3 separate regions of the Mus musculus genome follow, and regions 2 and 3 are each linked to region 1. A link is a loop called in an ENCODE intact Hi-C map of the cell type or tissue named here. Cell type or tissue: gastrocnemius. All regions are shown on one strand. Region 1 has its middle 22 kb from the start of Abhd8. Region 2 overlaps Bst2 (bone marrow stromal cell antigen 2). Region 3 overlaps Ccdc194 (coiled-coil domain containing 194).

The links. Peaks named below come from ENCODE experiments on the same cell type or tissue, not always from the same donor. Only the 100,000 strongest peaks of a DNase experiment are listed, where the experiment ranks them.
Region 2: it touches region 1 in a loop (2.8-fold over the local background); 24 of 42 quality-filtered maps call a loop at or near these places.
Region 3: a loop joins it to region 1, with 6 times the contacts of the local background. A loop is called at or near these places in 26 of 42 quality-filtered maps.

The regions. Positions count from the first base shown.
Region 1 is chr8:71,439,294-71,444,293 of GRCm38, reverse strand. No RefSeq gene overlaps it. Among named protein-coding and RNA genes, the nearest start is that of Abhd8, 22 kb to the left of the region's middle. In gastrocnemius, no CTCF peak of the experiment used is centred here; a DNase peak (open chromatin) is centred at 2,700.
Region 2 is chr8:71,531,480-71,536,479 of GRCm38, reverse strand. Bst2 (bone marrow stromal cell antigen 2) reads left to right here. Exons shown (of 5, transcript NM_198095.3): 2 at 46-121; 3 at 655-694; 4 at 1,688-1,808; 5 at 2,000-2,225. The coding sequence ends at 1,790. Among named protein-coding and RNA genes, the nearest start is that of Bst2, 3.5 kb to the left of the region's middle. In gastrocnemius, a CTCF peak has its summit at 2,081 (motif pointing right); no DNase peak of the experiment used is centred here; H3K4me3 peaks cover 461 bases.
Region 3 is chr8:71,519,469-71,524,468 of GRCm38, reverse strand. It overlaps Ccdc194 (coiled-coil domain containing 194), which reads left to right. Exons shown (of 4, transcript NM_001370849.1): 2 at 1,913-2,009; 3 at 2,498-2,630; 4 at 3,087-4,351. The coding sequence ends at 3,234. It also overlaps the pseudogene Gm7850. Among named protein-coding and RNA genes, the nearest start is that of Ccdc194, 3.8 kb to the left of the region's middle. In gastrocnemius, a CTCF peak has its summit at 4,974; a DNase peak (open chromatin) is centred at 2,603; H3K4me3 peaks cover 310 bases.

The sequences.
Region 1 (5,000 bases):
CCAGACTGAGGTCTGGCTGTCTTTGCTAGGTAGTGCCACCACTACTGATTCCTGTTTGCTATCCCAACTCTACTGAACTGGACTGCTGGTGTATCCATGAAGTGATTGTAAGTGGATCGAGCTGATGATTTCCAGACAACAAGATGGGATTTGCTCCAAAGAACCATTTCTAAATAGGTCCACTTCCCACATATCCTTTCTTTCCCACTACCTCTGGTGGGTGGTGGGCTACAAGGGAGGTTAAAGTGTTTAAGGACATCTTGTGAGGTTCCTGTGGCTTCTTGCTGATTCTGTAGACTCAGGCCAGTTGGGAAGCCTCACGGTTTTTCTGAATTGAACTGCCTTTGCTGATTCGTATGCGCTGTCTGCCAAATGGTCTGGACTGCAGCTGTTGATTTGTGTGTGGTGTTTGCTAGTGCCCTGGGCTGAGAACAACAAAGTTTGGAATCAGCACAAAGAACTATTTCTAAACAGGTCCACTTCCCCTGTTTCCTAATAACCTTTCTTTCCCACTACCTCTGGTGGGTGGGTGGTGAGCTAGAGGGAGGTTGAACCCTCATTAAAGTAAGTTGAGAAAAATAAATTGCCTCCTTTCCCTGTAAGAAAGTATGCTGGGGGTAGAAACAAGCAGCCAGATGTGGGTGGTGGAAATACAAAGGCCACAGCACTGGTTTGGAATCTATCAAAACTGGAGACCCAGCTTCAACAATGGCCTCAACGGGCCTCAGCTTGGCTAGGCATTGAGATCTAACCCAGTACAGTCAGTGGGCTTAGGAGAAGTGTGTCCTCCTTGGGTGGGGCTCCTGGCTCCCATCCACACCTGTGGATGCAGCTGCTCGAGAGAGGGCAGTACTTCCACCCCTGTACTCACTGTTGCTCTTTTGATTAAAAAAAAAAATGATAAGAAGTGGTGAGATCAGCCCGTGAACCGCTGGACCGCAATGATTCTTCTTTGTTGGTGTCTCCGTAGCCTCCCAGCACTGACTGGAAATGGATAATGGATAATGGTAGACCAGTGACAGGGAGGCCATGCAGCTCAAGTGGGTTCCTGCTTTCAGCTTTTCAGATCATGGCCCCATCCAAGGCTTCACCAAAGCCAACTAATGATCTTTTATCAAGAGGGAATGAGAGGCTTCCTGGGTTTTGAGATATAACTCGAGCCCCTAAGAGGACACCTATGGCCGGGACTAAGACAGCTGCTCCTGGTTTCAGAGAAGGCAGAAGCCTGTAGACACGCACTGATGAGTCATAACTCTGTCTTTTTTTGTTTGTTTGTTTTTGGTTTTTGGTTTTTCGAGACAGGGTTTCTCTCTGTGTAGCTCTTGCTGTCCTGGAACTCACTTTGTAAACCAGGCTGGCCTCGAACTCAGAAATCAGCCTGCCTTTGCCTCCCAAGTGCTGGGATTAAAGGCGTGCACCCCCATGCCGGGCCATAACTCTGTCTTAATTTACACCCAAGTCCACCGGAAAATACCTAATAAAATCTTCAGTGTAGGGATAATCTCTTGTGTACTGTGTGGAAGCATCAGCTGTCAATCAATAAAAAGCAGGTGGCCAATAAAGAAAGGGCAGGGTTAGAAAGTGGGGCAACAACAGAGAGGATCTCTCGGAGTCAAGAGAGAAATATTTGCCACCCAGACTCTGAGGAAGTTGGTCGTATGAAACTGAGTGGTAATTAGCCACGTGGAAGACATAGAATAGTATAAACGGATTAATGTAAGTTACGAGCTAGTTGGGGAACAAGCCAAACCTTATGGCCTAGGCATTTATTCGTAAATAAAATATAGCCTCCGAGTCCTATTCGGGAACTGGGGTGCGTGTGGAAAACCCACAGTTACAAATGGAGTCCATTAAGGACTGTTAGAATCCAGGCTTAGAACCTGAGAAAAAGCCGTGGTGGAAAGGCAGGGCACAAGCACTTCCCAGAGTGTCCTAGCAGGGCAGGGAGGCTAAATCCCTTTAAAGAGAGCAAATGGAGGCCTGGGAGCAGCAGGTAAAGTGTGAGGAACCAGAGCCTCAGTGCATGGCCACGTGGGCAACTTCCCAGAGCTGCTTTGGAGCTACCTGGCGCTGGTGCCGAGTGAACCCCAGCATGCAGAAGTTCGACCGGGAGCTGGGGCGGGCACCTAGGCTCACCAGCTGATGCCCATGGGTGTGAGGCTCGGGTTCTCACGGAAGAGCAAATCGAGGCTCCAGCCCCAAACCCCGCAGGGGCAGCCTGCTAGTAGAACCGTAGGGGCGGAGCCAGCCGCCACAGACAGGTGCTGGAAGAACAAGCCTGCAGATGCTCAGAAGGGCGAAGGTACATGTTCCCCAGAGCTGAGGTGGGACTGAAAAGATCCAAACTTTTGAACTGATAATATCTAAAATTGAAAACATTAAAGAAGAAACAAACACTTAATTTGTAAATAAAAAAATAAGGTCTTCCAAGGAAAAAGAGAAAGGTTTAAAAATATTTGTTTTTCTGTAATTAAAAAAAAAAAAAAAGAAGGAAAACACAACACAATGCATCCGGATTCCACACAATTTTGTTTCACATAATTTCATATATCTTTTTTTAAGAGAAATAAAAGAAAACCGATTTAGAGAATGGAAAGACTAGGAAATTACATGCTAGAGTGGAGGCACTAGAAGAGCTAGAAAACTCTAATTCAGAGTAAAGGAGCGTCAGATGATTCCATTCTAAGTCCTATGCCGCCACCTTGTGACCAGATTGCAGAATGGCAGTCTATTAAATTTCTAGATAGAGACTTATGCTGAATTAAGAATACAAATTCTATTTAACAATGCTACCTAATATCAATGGCATACAGTAGATTATGTGTTCTATTATGTAGAGTTTGGTGAATTAAGATATGTGCATATGCCGGGCGTGGTGGTGCACGCCTTTAATCCCAGCACTTGGGAGGCAGAGGCAGGCAGATTTCTGAGTTCGAGGCCAGCCTGGTCTACAAAGTGAGTTCCAGGACAGCCAGAGCTACACAGAGAAACCCTGTCTCAAAAAACCAAAAAAAAAAAAAAAAAAAAAGATATGTGCATACATTAGTACATTATACAATTGAAACTTACTCAAGATGTCAATATGTTTTTGCCTTCAGTTCTGAAAGGAATGATTCTTAGATTGCACATTTATTAGAGATGGAGGTGATCTTAGAGATGCCTTTGCAGACTGAAGCTGATGATGCTCCAGCATATGTATCCAGAAGAATACAACAATGTTTTAGACACAATGGCATAAAATATGTTACTGGCATGTCTCACAATTCTACAGGTCAAACAATTGTAAAAAGATTTTACTGGACTTTAAAGAAAATGCTCATAGAACAGAATGGGGCTGAGGGATCTCCTGGAGATAACATTAAATATGATTTATGTATCTTTAATTTTATTAATGACAATGAGACAGATAACACAGCTGCTGAAATGTGCTGGATTTTAGAAAGAACTGCAGAATTAGATCAGCCTACATATGTGATAACCTCAGTATGGAATGAAGGAATTGTGTTATTTTGGGGAAGAAATTTGTCTTTGTTTCAACAGAAGAAGAAAATCTATAGATTCCATCAAAAATAATAAAGATTATATTTGACCAGGAGAGACCTCCTGAAGACTTAGGCTACAGACACGAAGGAAGAAAACAGGAAGAACAAAACATGTAAAGTATATGCTGTATATTCCTCGACATGGGAACAGCTTTGAGACTGGCTGAGACAAGAAAATGTCTCCAGCTAGGATTTCAGCTATGCACAGCCAATAAGTCTTGCTGCCTACAGAGTCCTCAAGACTTATCATGCCATCCTTTCAAATGGCATGGATGAAAATTTATATTACAGTTTAGATATACAGTCCAAATTTTGATGCCTTCCTCCTGCTCAAACAAAGAACAGAGAATCTTCTTTAACTGAATTGCACACAGTGAACATTCCTTACATTTTTAATGCAGAAACATATATTACCTTTGAAGTTTACATGTTTACAAAACAAACAGACCAGAAAACAAAGAACACAAAACACATAGCTCAGGTGATCCAACTTCGACTGCTCCAATAGCTGTTTCCTCAAAATCTGCACCCAGGACAACTTCAAAATGCTAGCTTGGGCTGGAGAGATGGCTCAGCAGTTAAGAGCACTGACTGCTCTTCTGAAGGTCCTGAGTTCAAATCTCAGCAAACACATGGTGCTCACAACCATCCATAATGAGATCTGATGCCCTCTTCTGGTGAGTCTGAAAAGAGCTACAGTGTGCTAACATAATAAATAAATCTTTGTGCTGCAGTGAGCAGGGCCAGAGCGAGCAGAGGTCCTGAGTTCAATTCCCAGCAACCCCACGATGGCTCACAACCATCTGTACATCTACAGTGTACTCATATATATATATATATCTTTTTAAAAAAATGCTAGCTCAACTGGTCCAGCCTCCCAGAGACTGTTGCAGCCAGGGTTTCAGTTGCTGTGCTTTCCCATCACACAGAGATTGGGAAAAAAATGTCACAGCTTTTTAGGACTTGGCCAATATCCTAATTTTCTTAGGTTCTTCTACTGGCTGTTGTGTATCAACTTGACACAGGCTGGAGCTATCACAGAGAAAGGAGCTTCAGTTGGGGAAGTGCTTCCATGAGATCCAGCTGTGGGGCATTTTCTCAGTTGGTGATCAAGTTGTAGGGCCCATTATAGACAGTGCCATTCCTGGGCTGGTACTCTTGGGTTCTATAAGAGAGCAGGCTGAGCAAACCAGGGGAAGCAAGCCAGTAAGTAACATCCCTCCATGGCCTCTGTATCAGCTCCTGCTTCCTGACCTGCTTGAGTTCCAGTCCTGACTTCCTTTGGTGATGGACAGCAATGTGGAAGTGTAAGCTGAATAAACCCTTTCCTCCCCAACTGCTTCTTGGTCATGATGTTTGTGCAGGAATAGAAACCCTGACTAAGACAGTTCTCAAAAGAGATCGTCTCCTCAGACAGCAGAAAGCAATTTCTAGAGACTGATGCCCTATTGCCAAAAA
Region 2 (5,000 bases), 92 kb before region 1:
GCCAGGACAACAGCCAACCCATGTTTGTGCCGCTTTTCTGATCAGGTGACCCTTCAGGAGTCCCTGGAGAAGAAGGTGTCTCAAGCCCTGGAGCAGCAGGCCCGCATCAAGGAGCTTGAGAGTGAGAGGGGGGCAGGGGGAGGGGGAGGTCCAGTGGAGCTGGGAGGGAATAGCTTAGGCCTCCAGGTTGGGACTTGGGGAGAGGTGCTGACCCACATGAAGGGGTGGCAGGGTCATGAGCCCACTGCTTGGAAGTTTGGTTTCTTCCCAGAGACAGACAGAGTGCCAGGGATGAAGGAATAAAGCTTGGGGAGTGGAAGTAGGGGTTTATGTCAGCAGAGAGCAGAGGGTGGGTAGGAAGAACGTTGTCAGGAGGGTGGAGGCCACAGATCTGCTGGGTTTCCCAAGTGTTCTCTAAACTGGTGCTTCTACAGCCCTGCAGAAGGCCTTAGGCTGGCCTTCCTTTGATTCCTTTCTCCTTATTACCCCACCCCCACCCCCTCTGCCTGACCACACTGGCTGCTGTGTGGCCTTGGTGGTTAGATGCATCCCAGGTGTTCCCTTGGGGTGCTCTGGCTGTCCCCGCCCTCTCCCCCTTCTGGCTGCTCACTTAGCAGCAGTATACCGACCAGCCCTCTGCTTGTGTCATCGCAGATGAAGTCACGAAGCTGAACCAGGAGCTGGAGAATCTGAGGTTAGAGACAGCTCTCCCTGCCCACCGCCACCCACTCCCCTCCAGACTGCACTTCCTTCAAAAGCTGGGCTCCACTTGGCTCACACAGTCTACAGCTCAGGTGTGAGCTGTGAAGAAGGCCTAATCAGGAAAGCCTACACCACCACCGTGGGGTGTTGAGGACCTGAGGCTGAATACCCAGCACCCACTTACAGATTGGCTGGAATTATATGATTGGAGCTCCATTCTGGAGGACAGACAGAAATATCCTGGAGCTCACTGCCTAGCCTGGTTAGCCCAAACAGTGAGCTTCATGTTCAGGGAGCAACGCTGAACATCTCTGGCCTACACATGCACCTACACAAATGAACACATAACAGCTTGTACACACAACACCCCTACACACACACACACACACACACAAAGAAAGCCCATCATGTGTCTGAGTGAAGAGTTTCAGAGGGCCGGGCGGTGGTAGTGCACAAACGCATTTAATCCCAGCACTTGGGAGGCAGAGGCAGGGGGATCTCTATGAGTTTGAGGCCTTCTTGGTCTACAAAGCGAGTTCCAGGACGGCCAGAGCTGTCAGACAGACAGAGAGACCCTGTCTAGAAAAACAACAGCAGCAGCAACAGAAAGAATACAAATCAGAGCAGGCAGAAGAGGCGACTCAGTGCCTAGAGCACTCGCAGAGCAAGCCAACAGCTAGAGTTTGATCCCCAGAACCGACGTGCATACCTCTGACTCCATCCACATGCCACACATCGCACACAAAGTAAAATAAAATTTAAAAAGAATAAAAATTGAAGCAAAGAAAACATGAATTTCAAAGACTAATAGTAGGGCTAAGGACCTGGTAGGACTCCTGCATAGAATCCTCAGAGAGGGGCTAGGGGCATGGCTCAGGGGTGGAGTTCATGTCTAGAATCCCCCAGTTTCATCCCAGTCCAGGAACATATAAAAAGGAAGCAGATCAGCTAGACTCAGGTGACCTCTGCCACTCTCTCTACCCAGGATCCAAAAGGAGACTTCTAGCACAGTGCAGGTGAACTCTGGCAGCTCCATGGTGGTCTCCAGCCTACTGGTGCTCAAAGTGTCACTGTTCCTGCTCTTTTGAGGACTCATTAGTTGGCAGGTGAGGGACCCAGTCCAGGGGAACTTGTGAGGACCCCAGACCCACGGGGGCAGGGGGGTTGGGGATGGGGTGAAGAGGCTATGCATGTGGGATATACTTGGGCCCAGAGTGGCCCAGCTCAGGGAGGAGGCATGGCTTGAGGTGGCGGGGGCAGGGTGGCAGTTAACCTTTGAACCTTCCCTTTTTCCCAGGTCACAGTTGTTTGAAGTCACTATGGGTCATAGTGACTCTGGAGAGGTCCTGGCAGCCCTGAGGATGTGGAAACCACTAGGGGGCTCCAGATTGGGTCTTCCTCCGCAGAACTTTAGGACTGGGGAGTGGGGAGGGAGTTCTGCTTTATTGCTTTTGCAGTTATTGGGGGGGGTCACATATTTCTGGTGTCTTTGACCTGGAAAAATAAAGTAATTTAAAAAGAAAGAGCTTGCTTCTAAGTTGCTAGTATCATTGGGTGCCTGGCTTCCCTGCTCTGCTTCCCCACAGTCAGGGGCCACCCTACAAGTTGAGGTGGACACAGTGTTGCTAATCACACCAGTCCCCCCCCATCCTATCTGCTGGAATCATCAAAAAAGTCTGCAACAAGAACAGGGAAACGCCAGGGCCAAAAAGGGGGAGTGGGCGGGTAGGGGAGTGGGGGTGGGTGGGTATGGGGGACTTTTGGTATAGCATTGGAAATGTAAATGAGCTAAATACCTAATAAAAAATGGAAAGAAAAAAAAAAAAGTCTGCAACAGACGGTGGAAGGGAGAGGGTGGCAGCTGGCTCTCAGATCTGATTGTCTCTCTAAGGAGAGAGCAGCCTGAGACCAGAATGCCTCTGCTGCTCCTTGGTCTCCTGCAGCAAGTCTGAGCTGGGGTTTCTATTAGTCAGGGTTCTCCAGAGGAAAGGGGTAGAGAGAAAAAGATCAGAGAGAGCGGGGAGGCTCACAGGCTCTGGTCCCCAAGTTGAAGCCTGCTCCCTAGCTTAAAATCACCCATAGTGTGGCTGTAGCCCTTGTTTCATGCCTGCCACATATTTCATATTGCTAAAGAAACAGAAACAAACAAACAAAACCTAGCTTGACTGGAGACATAGAAAAATAGTTCGGCTCAGAGCAAGGTCAAGTTGACCATATAGTGAGGCTTACGCTTCTTGTTTTTGGAAATTCCCCAACCATAGCTTTAGCCCAGGCAGCTTGAATTATTATGTCTAAACTACTAAAACAAAACAAAACAAAACAAAACAAAAACTTGGTGACTGGCTAACCACACTACAGCCCTCTCCACACAGGCTTTATGGGCTCAGTATGCTTTTTTCAGTATAAACTGATCCCCCAAAACAGTAGTTTTGGCTTGTGAATCTGTGCTATGGCCCTGATCAGTCAGTCTTGGGTCAATAAATCAGCCCCATTTAACTGAGATGGGTGTCGGAGCAGTTTGTGTGGTGGTTCCCAGACCCTAAAAGTTCCAGATAATCCAACAATGGCTGTCTACCGCCAGAAGACCTTTTCTTATTTGTCTGAGAATCTTTCTGCTTATATAGATAGAACAAAACTTTAGTAAGCCTCTTACCTACTTCATGCCTGGAACACCATGACTAATTAGCCAGTACCAGCGATCCAAATGAATCATGCCACTATAGAATTCACTTTGCCTGTGCTGTCTATTACAATACTATGGTCACCTTGCCTCTGGCCATTCAGAGCTGCCCTGGCCCCTGCTACCTGGGGACCAACTAAACCCTTTCATTTAATTCACCCAACTGTGTGCATGTAGTTTTATGCTACCTGCCTTTGCTCTAGGAAATGACCTCACCACCAGTCCCCTCCCTCCCAGCTTCCCTTGAATCCTTGGATAAAACACACACACACACACACACACACACACACACACACACACACACACACACACACACAGTTGTTCATTTTCAACTTGCCATAGGACACAATTGCTAGGTACCACTATCTCCTGCCTGGAAAAGAATGCCCTTATCAAGACTATTAACTCTGTACCTTTCACCTGCCCTAAACTTCAGTGGCTACTCCCATCCCTGACCAGCCACCTGTGGTAGTGGCCACAGGCCCCAGTTCCTCCTGAGACCTCACATGATTGCCTGATTCTCCTGTCTCTAAAGCATACAGAACCCTGTTCTCCCTCCTCGCATCTCCCTGCCTGCCTCTAGGGACCCAGAAGTTCTACCTGTCCCTTCTACCCAGCAATTAGCCCATAGCTTTCTTTACTGACAGATCAAGAACCAATTGGAAACTGAGGAGCAGAGTCTTGAATCCTTAAGGTCTGGCACAAGGCTCCCCATTTTTCATCTCAAAGGATTCATGAAGGGTGTGTCTTCTGGGCTTTCCCATTGTGGAAGATTAGGTTTTACACAGTGTACCCACTCTAGCATTGCAGTTTCCCTGAGCCTTAAAATTTCTTCATAAACTGGGAGGTAGTGACGCACACGTTTAATCCCAGCATTGAGGAGGCAGAGGCAGGCAGATTTCTGAGTTCGAGGCCAGCCTGGTCTACAGAGCAGACAGCCAGGACTACGCAGAGAAACCCTGTCTCGAAAAACCAAAAAAAAAAAAAAAAAAAAAAAAAAAGTGATGTCTATTCGAGTGGCAGACAGAGTGATGAATCAGAAAAGATTTGACAGGGCCTGGAGAGCTAGCTCAGCAGTTAAAAGCACTGACTGCTCTTTCAGAAGTCCTGAGTTCAATTCCCAGCAACCACATGGTGGCTCACAACCACGATGCCCTCTTCTGGTGTGTCTGAAAACAGCAACAGTATACTCATATACATAAAAAATATTTTTAGAAAGAAAGAAAGAAAGAAAGGAAGGAAGGAAGGAAGGAAGGAAGGAAGGAAGGAAGGAAGGAAGGAAGGAAGGAAGGAGAGAGATTGATTTGACAGAATAGGATCTGCCCAACTCTCAGGAGAACAGAGAAAAAAGAGGCCACTTAAGAGCAATCAGTGCAGAGAGAAGGCAGTTTTAAGGGAGAGTTGTACAGAGAGAGAACAAGCTAGACACAGGTGAAGCCAGAGCAAGCCAGAGAAAGAGAAGCCAGAATAGATTGCAAAAATTAATATGAAGCTAACCAGAGCAATTCAGTCAGAGGCCAAGAAAGAAATCAGATCAGATCAGTTAGTGTGGAGTTTGAGCCAGCTGAAAGAACCTAGTGGGGAAACCCCCACTCAACTCCCGATTCGGCGTGCACCC
Region 3 (5,000 bases), 80 kb before region 1:
TCAGCTTAGCTGCGCCCCCTTCGAAGGAGTCTTCCAAGGTGTGGCTGAACATTCAGGGTTTGGGAAGGGCAGAGTCCCACTCCGTTTTAGTCCTCTCTGTAGGCTGGGGACTGGAGGGCAAGGCGAGCCGGGTCGGTTGTGGGCTGCTTCAGCTCTGGGGCTCCTCCGGAGCCTCACCACCCTCTTCCCCAGCACTGTCGGCTGTCCACAGCGTCAGGTTGTCTCTCAGGAGCTGCATGATCAGGGTGCTGTCCTTGTAGGAGTCCTCACTTAGGGTGTGCAGGTCGGCCATGGCCTCGTCGAAGGTGGTCTTGGCCAGCGAGATGGCCTCCTCGGGGCTGTTGGCTATCTCGTAGTGAAAGACTGAAAAGTTCAGGGCGAGGCCCAGGCGGATGGGGTTGGTGGGCGGCATCTCCTTCTTGCTGATGTCCATGGCCTCCTGGTAGGCTGACCGGGCAGAATCGATGATGCGCTTCTTGTCATCGCCAGTGGCCACCTCGGCTAGGTAGCGGTAGTAGTCACCCTTCATCTTCAGGTAGAAGACGCGGCTCTCTGCATCTCCAGTCCCTTTGATGAGGTGCGAGTCCAGCAGGCCGAGCACTGTGTCGTACACACCTCTGAGCTCGGTCTCTACCTTCTCCCGGTACTCTTTCACCTCGGGGCCCTTCTCTTCTGACCCCTCCTCATTGCTCTTCTGCTCGAAGCTGGACAGGACCCTCCAGGCCGCTCTCTGGCCGGCCACCACGTTCTTGTAGGCTATGGAAAGCAGGTTTCGCTCCTCGCAGGAGAGCTCCTCGCCCTTTTTTCACGGTGCTCTTCATGAAAGCTGCCATGTCTTCATACCGTTTGGCCTGTTCAGCCAACTTGGCCTTCTGGATCAGACTGGCTCTCTCCATGACTGCGAGACGGGAGAACTGGCTGTCTCGAGAGTAACGCTGGGTTCTGCGGCTCCCGATGGCTATGTGCTTTTCTGTGTCACAGTTTATACATCTAATTTCTTTTTTTTAATTAATATTTATTTATTATATGTAAGTACACTGTAGTGTGTCTTCAGACACTCCAGAAGAGAGAATCAGATTTTGTTACAGATGGTTGTGAGCCACCATGTGGTTGCTGGGATTTGAACTCGGGACCTTTGGAAGAGCAGTCGGTGCTCTAAACCACTGAGCCAGCTCACCAGCCCCTATACATCTAATTTCTTTGGTGGCCGCTGTTCTGTGAGGGAAACACAAGACTTAAGGAATGTTGTATCCTAAAGCTACGCCTCCAGCCCCTCACTGGGAAATTCCAGGGAGGGGCTCCACTCCCGAGCCACGCCCCTAGCCCGGTTTTTACTTTTTTACTTCAATTTTGATGGAACCTGACTAAGGTGCCCAGTATGTCCTAGAACTCAGGCTGAGGCCATGCCTGGCTGGAACTCCTGATCCTTCTGCCTCCACCTCCCAAGTGCTGGGATGACTGGAGTATCCTGTCATGTCCGGATGACCTCTGTATTTTAAATCTCAAAATGTCAGGGCAAGTTGAGGCAGAAGAACCACACCTCTGAGTACAGCTTGGGGTACAAAACATCAGGGCTCTAAACCAATACAGGAACAATACAGATGGCCTCCATCTGCTCTCAGCCTGCCTGGGAGAAAGGCATGAGGCAGCAGAGGTCATAACTGCCTACCAGGGTGGGCATGCTGACTGCCCTGCTAGCTGGAAGATGCTTTAAGGAAGCCAGGTCTCTTTTAAAAGAGGGACCAATGTGAGCCTCGGGATACCAGACATTGTCACAATCAGATCTGCCTGAGCTGGTGGCAAGTCTTAGGTGGAGTACACAGACCTAAGCATTGCCTGCTTTCAGAGTCAGGGCAGAACTCTGTGAGCTCCCTCTCTGCCCCCTTCTTCCTCCCCTCTTCCTTGTCTGCAGAGTCGGCTTCAGACCCAACTAAAGGCCCTGAAGATTGAGATGGACCAGGCCAAAGTCAGAGGCACGCAGATGGGGCTGGAGAATGGAATGCTGACAGGTGGACTGGGGTGTCAGGGGATGGGTCTGAGGGTGGGAGAGATTGCAAATGATTCGCTTAGTGCATGGGCCTGCAAGCACAGTGCAAAACATCTGAAAAAGACATTTAAAAGAACTCAAGTACAACTTGCAAGGGCAAGAAAATAGAAATAGGCCTGCAAAAGACTTGAAAATAATACAAACCAGGCTGAAGCTATGGTTCAGCACATAGAGTTTGCCTAGCATGCATGCAGCCCTAGGTTCAGATCAGCATGCATAAACCAGGCTTGGTGGTGTGCACCTGTCACACCAGGATCCAGGAGGCTGAACCAGGAAGATATCTGTGAGTTGAGGTCAGCCTGGGCTACATGAGACTTTGTCTCCAAAAATTAATAATAATTCTAAAACGATGGTGATGCCAACGACGGCGATGATGAAGATATAAAGTCATGTATATTTTAAGTTAAGCATGCACATGGTCCGCAGACTCAGTCAACCTGTCCCCTGCAGAAGCCTTGGTGCGCTGGGAGGCGACAGCCACTGAGTCCAAGCAACAGCTGGAAGAGGCACTGCAACGCGCAGGCGCAGCAGAGGCAGCCGGCGAGGCTTGTGTTAGCCGCGAGGTGGCGCTGAGGGAGCACATGTGAGTTAAGGGGTGAGACGTACAGGGCCGCTGGCCAGTGACTATGTAGAATGTAGTTCTTTAGGCCAATCTGTGTTTAGGAGCGTGGCTTAAGTATGGCCCTCTGTATGGGGAGGGAAGGATGGCCACGTGGGCGGGTCTTGGAGATGAAGTTGAAAGTAGATTGGGATGGTGAGGGCATAGGTCGTCTGGAGTGAGGGTCTCTAGGGTGTCATTTGGGGAATAGATGTGGGGCTCCAGGAAGGGAGGAGCGGGGAGAAAATACAAGTTTGCAAGGAAAAGGAGTATGGAAGGAGAACGTCAGTGCTTTGGCGAGGATCTTCCAGGGGAGGGACCGGAGTCCCTGGGGAGGGGTCTCTAGGATGTTTGGAAGGACATGGGGAGCCCTGAAGGTGTAATTTCCCAGATGGACACAGTGACGGGATGTCAGGAGCTCATAGTACCTCCTTTCTGTAGTTATGCTCTGGAAGCTGAGCTTGGCACCCTGCGGAAAGAGTCGCGCCTCCGACCCCGCTCTGGATCTAGGACCAAGCCTAGCATCAGCCACCGCCCAAAGTCTGGATCCACTAAGGGATGCAGGAGGCCACCTCGAGATCCCCAATAGGATCCCCATGGGAGCCTCGGGCCAGGATGGTCAGAGTGTTTTAGAGGCGTGGCTCACAACATCCACGATCAACTTAACACCCAAGACTTGCCTAGGTGGCAGCACACAGATACAACCAACCTCTCCACGGGAGCACCCAGTGCTAGATCATCACATAGGGAAACTGAGGCTCATTTACTCAGGCCCTGATGTCCCTGGTAATCAAGACACAACATTTATCTCATAGTTGATGCTGGGCTCACCCAGTTGGAGCACGCAGAACTCCAGGTGGGATTTCAACAGAGAACAGAGGCACACGAAAATGAGGCTTGCAAATTCTAAGAAGCCTTGAGGATCAGGGGCTACATGAAGATGCCTGGAGGAGATGGCCACGGGACAAGAAAAAACAGTGTAGGAAGGGGACCTGGCTGGGTCACACATCGGGGAAAGGGCTCTCTCTGGGACTCAAAAGAATCATTGACAAGTCAAACAATACCTCACCCTCCCGTCTACTCTCCTCCTTTCTCTCTCTTTCCCTTTCAACTAGTCTCCCTCTGATATCACACTAGCTTAGCCTTGGCTGCCCTTGAAGGTACACAGCACCATGTCCTCCTCAACAATCTCGTGTTTGCTTTATTTCACAGTTTGTGAGCCTTACAACTCATATTTAACAGGGTTTTTCTGAGACATCTTCCTATGTAGCTCGTGTTGGCCTGACAAACACCTCCCTCCCTCTGCTGACTTTAGGAGCACTTTACCAAACTTGGCTCAGTTTCCCCGTTTATGCACATTTAATGTGACTTATCCAGAATTTCTGGATATTTTCCATCAAGATTTACTCTTCATTTGTTTCTGAGACAGCACATAGCAGGCAGGACCAGTACCACAAACACCTCCAGTCTCTGACCCATGAGGACTGAGGCTTGGGGGAAGGGAGCTGGAGAAGCAGCTTAGCGACTAAGAAAACCTGTTGTTCTTGCAGACACCCGGGGTTGCTTTCACAACCACATCACAAACATGGGAAACTCTGGTCCCAGGGGATCCAGCATCCTCCTCTGAGCTACTTTGGTACCACATACAGAAGTGTGCATATACATGCAAGAAATGAGTATATACAAATAAAAACATTTTAAACGTTTGTTTGTTTGTTTGTTTGTTTGTTTGACACAGGATTTCTCTCTATAAAGCCCTGGCTGTCCTGGAATTCACTCTGTAGACCAGGCTGGTCTCAAACTCACAGATAACCATCTGCTTCTGCCTCCAGAGTTCTGGGGTTAAAGGCTTGTGCCACCAGGCCTGGCCAAAATACAAAACAAAACAAAACCTTTCTTTTATACACCCACAAACACAAAATGAAGAGGATCTTGTCATCTCAGGGCTGGGAGACAAGAAGGCTGAGACCCAGTCCCACCTGGGCTGTCTGGTGAAACTGTTAACAAAAGTAAAACAAAGCCCAAACTGTGTAAACACATTATGTTGGCTCCACTGTACAGATGCACCCTCTGGAGGTTTGGAGAGATGGCACAGAGTTAAAGAGCTCTGGCTGTTCTTATGGAGGACCCAAGGTTGGGTCCCAGCACCCACAACCAGTGGCTTGCAAGCGTCTGTAACTCCAGCTTCAGGGACTATGACTCCCCCATGTGGCCTCTGTTGCTACTGCACTGACTTGCTCATAACCACACACAGATACTATATATATATATATATATATATATATATATATATATATATATATATATATATATATATATATATATATATCCCTGAGGATAAGAATTGTAACTCAG